Regions from separate parts of the Homo sapiens genome. Here region 2 is linked to region 1. The links are chromatin loops, found by intact Hi-C in ENCODE. Cell type or tissue: MCF 10A. All regions are shown on one strand. Each heading gives the region's core, and the rest is flanking DNA. Links, peaks and the distances in the headings are about the cores only. Region 1 overlaps KCNMB2 (potassium calcium-activated channel subfamily M regulatory beta subunit 2). Region 2 overlaps KCNMB2 (potassium calcium-activated channel subfamily M regulatory beta subunit 2).

What was found. Hi-C counts contacts between places; a loop is a spot of excess contacts. Peaks named below come from ENCODE experiments on the same cell type or tissue, not always from the same donor. Only the 100,000 strongest peaks of a DNase experiment are listed, where the experiment ranks them.
Region 2: a loop joins it to region 1, with 2.3 times the contacts of the local background. A loop is called at or near these places in 1 of 110 quality-filtered maps.

Annotation. Positions count from the first base shown.
Region 1 is chr3:178,702,375-178,705,192 of GRCh38, forward strand. All of the region lies in intron 1 of KCNMB2 (potassium calcium-activated channel subfamily M regulatory beta subunit 2), which reads left to right. The region is part of intron 5 of KCNMB2-AS1 (KCNMB2 antisense RNA 1); the gene reads right to left. Among named protein-coding and RNA genes, the nearest start is that of KCNMB2-AS1, 160 kb to the right of the region's middle. In MCF 10A, for the core only: a CTCF peak has its summit at 1,125; a DNase peak (open chromatin) is centred at 1,407.
Region 2 is chr3:178,776,782-178,779,599 of GRCh38, forward strand. The region is part of intron 1 of KCNMB2 (potassium calcium-activated channel subfamily M regulatory beta subunit 2); the gene reads left to right. All of the region lies in intron 3 of KCNMB2-AS1 (KCNMB2 antisense RNA 1), which reads right to left. Among named protein-coding and RNA genes, the nearest start is that of KCNMB2-AS1, 82 kb to the right of the region's middle. In MCF 10A, for the core only: no CTCF peak of the experiment used is centred there; a DNase peak (open chromatin) is centred at 1,180.

The DNA.
Region 1 (2,818 bases), core at 163-2,662:
TACATATGTAACAAACCTGCATTTTGTGCACATGTACCCTAGAACTTAAAAAGTATAATAAATATATATATATTTAAAAATAAAGAAATACATAAAAATAAATAAATAAAGCTAATGAGAGAATTTGCCTGGTTGAGTGTGAAACTGAGCCCCACTGAGCTGTATTACAAGAGCCAAAGGTCCTCCCCTACAGGATTTTACTGTGACTGCCTATCAAAACTCACTTAATTAATGCCACTTACATTCTATGTAGACTTTTCAAGCAAAAATAAATTTCATCTAATGATTTTTTAAAGCTCCAATAGCCTTCACATCTACACAAATATCAGTGCTAAAAAACAGTTAATCAAGGGATATGAACCGAGTCTGAGACCATCACTGTCAAATCTTTGTTCATGGAAGCAGGTGGAGTTAGGGCAGATACGCCAGACATTCTTCCTTACTAAAAGCATCTAGTCCCACTGCCTGATACAAAGTGAGTTCTTAACAACTTTTCCTTTACTTCTGCTTAAGTAGCTTTATCCTACCTGCTTCCTGCAACTTTATCATCATGTATATAGTAATGGGCTTGTTGGTAGGGATGTATTTTCAGGCCAAGGAAAGGTTGGGAGACAAGAGGAGAAGGATGAAGATTAGTTATGTAGTTAATTGTACAGATAGCCTTATTCCCTTTAAGTTTTAAGATAGTCAAGAAAAATATTTGAAGGATGATTAATATTAACAGGAAAAAAGGGAAAGAGAATCAGTAAATAAACAAAAAGGAGAGAGATGATGACAATGACCACGAGTTCTTGACCAATAATATTAATAACCATCTATTCAGGGCTCCTATTTGCTAAGTGCCGAATACATTCTTATCTCTATCAGGTACTCATAGACTCATTTTGCAAGTGAGAAAAGGGGTTGAGTGGAGGGCCACAGAACTGGAATGTTTTTGGAGTTGGGATTTGCCTACATGCTTTCCACCATTCCATTATTCCCAAGGCTTTTTAGAAAAACAGAAGTGGCTAGATAAAGGGGAGAAAAAAGGAAAAGGAAGGTATTTAGTTCTCCATTTGTACTCCTCTGGCCTCCTGCTGGTCATTTCAGTCAGGGGATGATATGGAGACCCTGGTAAGTCCCATTCAGGCACCCACCCCCCCAAAAAAAGTAGCTGTTCGTGTTCATTATTCATGTTGAAATTGATAAAGAAACCAAGGGTTTTAATCACAGCAAAGAGAAACTGTTATTCTTTAGCTAACAGTACTCAGCTAATGCTGGACCAAAATTATAGGAAAATATATATAGCATAAATGAGTCATAAAAACTTTGAGAGTCACATGAATGTATGAACATTCTCCACAGGCCTTGTTTATGTAATCATGTATCTACTTACATGGGTGTGTTTATCTTAGCTTTTCCATGTGGAACCCAGCTTGCTGTAGACCCAATCTCTTTCTAAACAGTGAGTAATCAAAAGGAATTCATCTGTGAGTAACTTCACACATTTATTATAAGATGTTAGAGTGAGGAACAAGGTGGTTTAAATGATAGCATAAAGTAACACAATTCCCAGAGTTTTAAGTCCAGAAAAAATTCAAGAGTCAGGTCTGTGGTGAATCTCTCAAGCAATAAAGAAAATGCTTTCGTTTATAGACCAATTGACATCAGAACTTGGAGAAAAGAATCATTTCACTTTATAATGCTGGAATTTGAAAGATATGGCATTAGAAATTGACAAAGTCTTTTTATGTTTAATTTTATTTAAAATCTCCATCTTCCAGGGAAAACAACCAGGTTTCAAGTGTCATTGTAAAAATTGACATGCCCTATGTTTGATTTGCTATGTAAATCACACTCCCAAACAAACATTTTCTGACAGTTCAAACTCATCGTGGCAGCTCCCAAGCAGAGAGGTCAACTAATAAGAGATAGTCTCTTCCCTTTTTTATGCTAGCTGTAAAATATTCTGGGTATCACCCCTGCATACATTCCAAACCTAGAAGCATACTATGTGTTTCAAATTTATCTAGACTTAGATATCTGTCTAGATATGGTAGTCATTAGCCAAACAAGGCTAAATTAATTAAATCCAACAAAATTAAGAATTCCATATTCCTGTCTCACTAGCCATATTTCAAGTGTTCCATTGTCATATGGGGCTAGTGGCTATTGTATTTATTGGCACATGGTTATAGAATATTTCTATCATTGCAAAAAAAAATTTTCTTCATCAGTGCTTCTCTAGACAAGTATCTTCCCTTCACAAAGATGGAAATCTGTTTTTAAAGATACCTTGTTGGAAGGGAGAACAAGAAAGCAATCACCTTACTTCCTCTCCTACAATTTAAGAACATGAGACTCAAGAGGTTAACTGGCTTTGTTAAACTCAACACCAGTTAATGAGAGAACCAAGACTAAAGTCCACCTTTCTTGCATCATGCTCATTCCCAGGCTATTCACAGGGTCGTTTCATTAAATGCTATGAATAAATGGTATATTTGAATGGCCAAGATATTTTCCAACCATCTTCAGTTCCTGACTCCTATAAGATGAAATTTTCACAAGTCTCCAGGCTCTTTCATTTCTATTTCTACTTCTCTAGGTATATACCACCATCACCACTATCATCCTTTCCTCCTCTTCAAACTCAAATCCAAGTTAGCATAAACTCTCCTGTAAGCTCCTTTCTAGGGTTTTCTAAGCCAAAACCCAGACTCTCTCCCATAAATCCATGGTTCCAGATCTCATGCTCCCAACCCCAATCCTCAAGCTGGTAGCCTAAACCAGTCATATCCTGGGAACCTGCCCACCCACTACATCCCTATACAGCCCTTCT
Region 2 (2,818 bases), core at 191-2,690, 74 kb after region 1:
AGTTGTATAATCAGAAAAACAGAATCGTACAGTGTTTAAAAGTGTAGACTCCTAATGTAGGCTGCTGGAGTTCAAACCCTGGCTCCTCTACTTGCCGGTTTTGAGCAAGTTATGAAGCTATGCAACCTTCATCAGTAAAATAGGAATAATAAAAATACCTATCTTATGGGGGTTTCCGGCAACTACATTAATTAAAATATACAAAGCAACATGAAATAATAAATGTTAATATTGTAATGCCCATAATACTTTAAGAGAGATATTAACCAATGGAGCATAGCCTGACAAGGTGACCAGAATATGAAGACAAACTGAGATTATGCCATGTGAAGAATAATTGTAGTTATATGCAACTTACAGTAAAGAAATGTTGGCCAGGCACGGTGGCTCACGCCTGTAATCCCAGCACTTTGGCAGGTCAAGGCAGGCAGATCACAAGGTCAGGAGTTCAAGACCAGCCTGGCCAACATTGTGAAATCCCATCTCTACTAAAAATACAAAAAATTAGCTGGGTGTGATGACGGGCGCCTGTAATCCAAGCTACTCAGAGGCTGAGGCAGGAGAATTCCTTGAACCTGGGAGGCAGAGGTTGCAGTGAGCTGAGATCACGCCACTGCACTCCAGCCCGGGTGACAGTGCAAGACTCCGTCTCAAAAACAAAAAAGTCAGAAATGTTGGCAAGACATTACATGGCAAGATGTACTAAAATATCTGGAAAGCAATCCAGAGTGTTGAACCAGGAACATTAGTGGAACTCTTGGGAAACAAATTCTAGCTCAAATTCTAGAAACACTTTTCATAAAAGAAATGTCTAACAATAAGAGGGTTTGTCATCAGAGAAAGTGGGTTCCCCTCCACTAAAGGTGTTTAACCAATAGCTGGATAACTCTTCATTTACAATATTTCAAAGAAATTGATCAAAAAAATGCAGGGGAGAAAAATGACTTCTAAGGGACTTAGGGGTCTCAGATGACAAAGGGCTTCATATGTCACCTAACAGTAAATAGGTGCTTATAGTAATTATTTTTAGTAAATTCCATAAAGTATAAATAGTCATGGCATGAGCTTAGGTTGATTTGTCATCTAGTTTCCCTTAATAACCCTGTTTACCCAGTGATGAGTAAAATACAGATCTAGGGATGTGTCACATCATCTGAAATTATTTCCCCAGCTCCATGATTCATCGTGGACAGCTCTAGACAAATGCTCTCAAGTGGTAGCTGTCCCTGGCTACTGCAGCTGCATTTCCTTTTGTTCCCATGGAATTTTTCTTGAAAAACACAATGACTATTTTTTTACCTCTACAATTTGCTTGCAGTGTTTCTTTTCATTCATTTAACGTGTTTTGAAAGCAATATGCCAAAGGGAATTTGAGAGGAGTTTTATTTTGACCCTATGTATCAGTTTCAAGAAGGTGAAAAAGTTCAGAAACAAAGAAATTGAGTCATCTTTTGACCTTGATACAACTGAAGCTTTAAGATAAATCCATTAAAAAGAGCTACTCAGTCGAATTCCTACTATGTACCAATAATAATTCTATTTTAAAAATAAAAAAACAGGCTAAGACGGGCTTAATAGCCAACTCAAAGCCACATGGTCAATAAGGAGGAAAGCTGAGAGTCAGTCATGTGAGTCTAATGTCAAATATATTATGCCTGATTTCTACCCTTTAAGACACACACACACACACACACACACACACACACACACACACACACACACCTGTTCCAGGCTCACTCCCTGCATCATACAGTAAAGCATGTCTCAAATCTTGAAGGTAGGAGAAGCCAGTGTACCATTCTCTATGGTCCTGAACCATCTTTCACCCTGAGGAACACACCAAGGCCAGTCTTTGAATTTGCATATAATATTTGATGTTACAGTTTGTACCTGCACGTTACTGTTTGGCCTGGATTTGTCCACTGGCTCAGGACTAGCCAGTTAGGCTCTCCCTCCCTGTAGCACCAACACCCTCCAACCCGACTCCTGGCACCTGGCCACTGGGCGTTTCCTTACCACCACCTGCACAAGAGCGATGTGATAATTTAGTCATTTAATCATCCATTTCAGCTGGAGTGTCAAGACATGTTATGCTGTGATTGGTTATGAATGGCACAGCATAAAGTTTTGCATAACTTGGAGTCCATACTGCAGCCTGACCTTTCAGAATATGGAAATTCCATGGCATGGAATACAAGAAAATGTGTGAAATGTGAGGGGAAAGGATGAAGAAAGCACCATCTCGTATTGATACTTAAGGGGCAAAAGGAATGTGCAGTGATGAATCCCACTGTACCAAGGACCAACTCCTCCCAGACCCAAGTCTGGATTTTTCACAGTGGGTTATTCTCCAGCTGCACAACATGGACCTTCTACTTGAGGAGGCCCCAGCCTCCCACCCAGCCTTCACACAAAATGCTCACATCAGTGAGTCCATTTGATGGCCTTTCCCAGAAATTCTTCCCACTGTTATTCATTTTCTTTGGCTTTCAATATCCACCTCTTCCAGAAGACCATCTCTAAAGTTTGTATTTATGATCCCCTCCTTGAAGTAAGGCACTGCAAAAATCTTTTTTGGGTTTACTTAGAGATGATGGGAAGCCATTGATGGATACACGTAAACTAGAAGAATTGTACTGGCATAGGTAAAAATCAACAAGAACAAGGGAGAACATGACTGTTTTTCTTTACAGGTTGTAAATTAGAATTTGAAAAAGTTCAAACGTCATAGTCAATATGTCCTTTAAGTTACATTTAATTTATAGATTCTTTCTCCATTTTATCTTTGCAATTTATTTCTCTAAGGCTCCACTTTGTA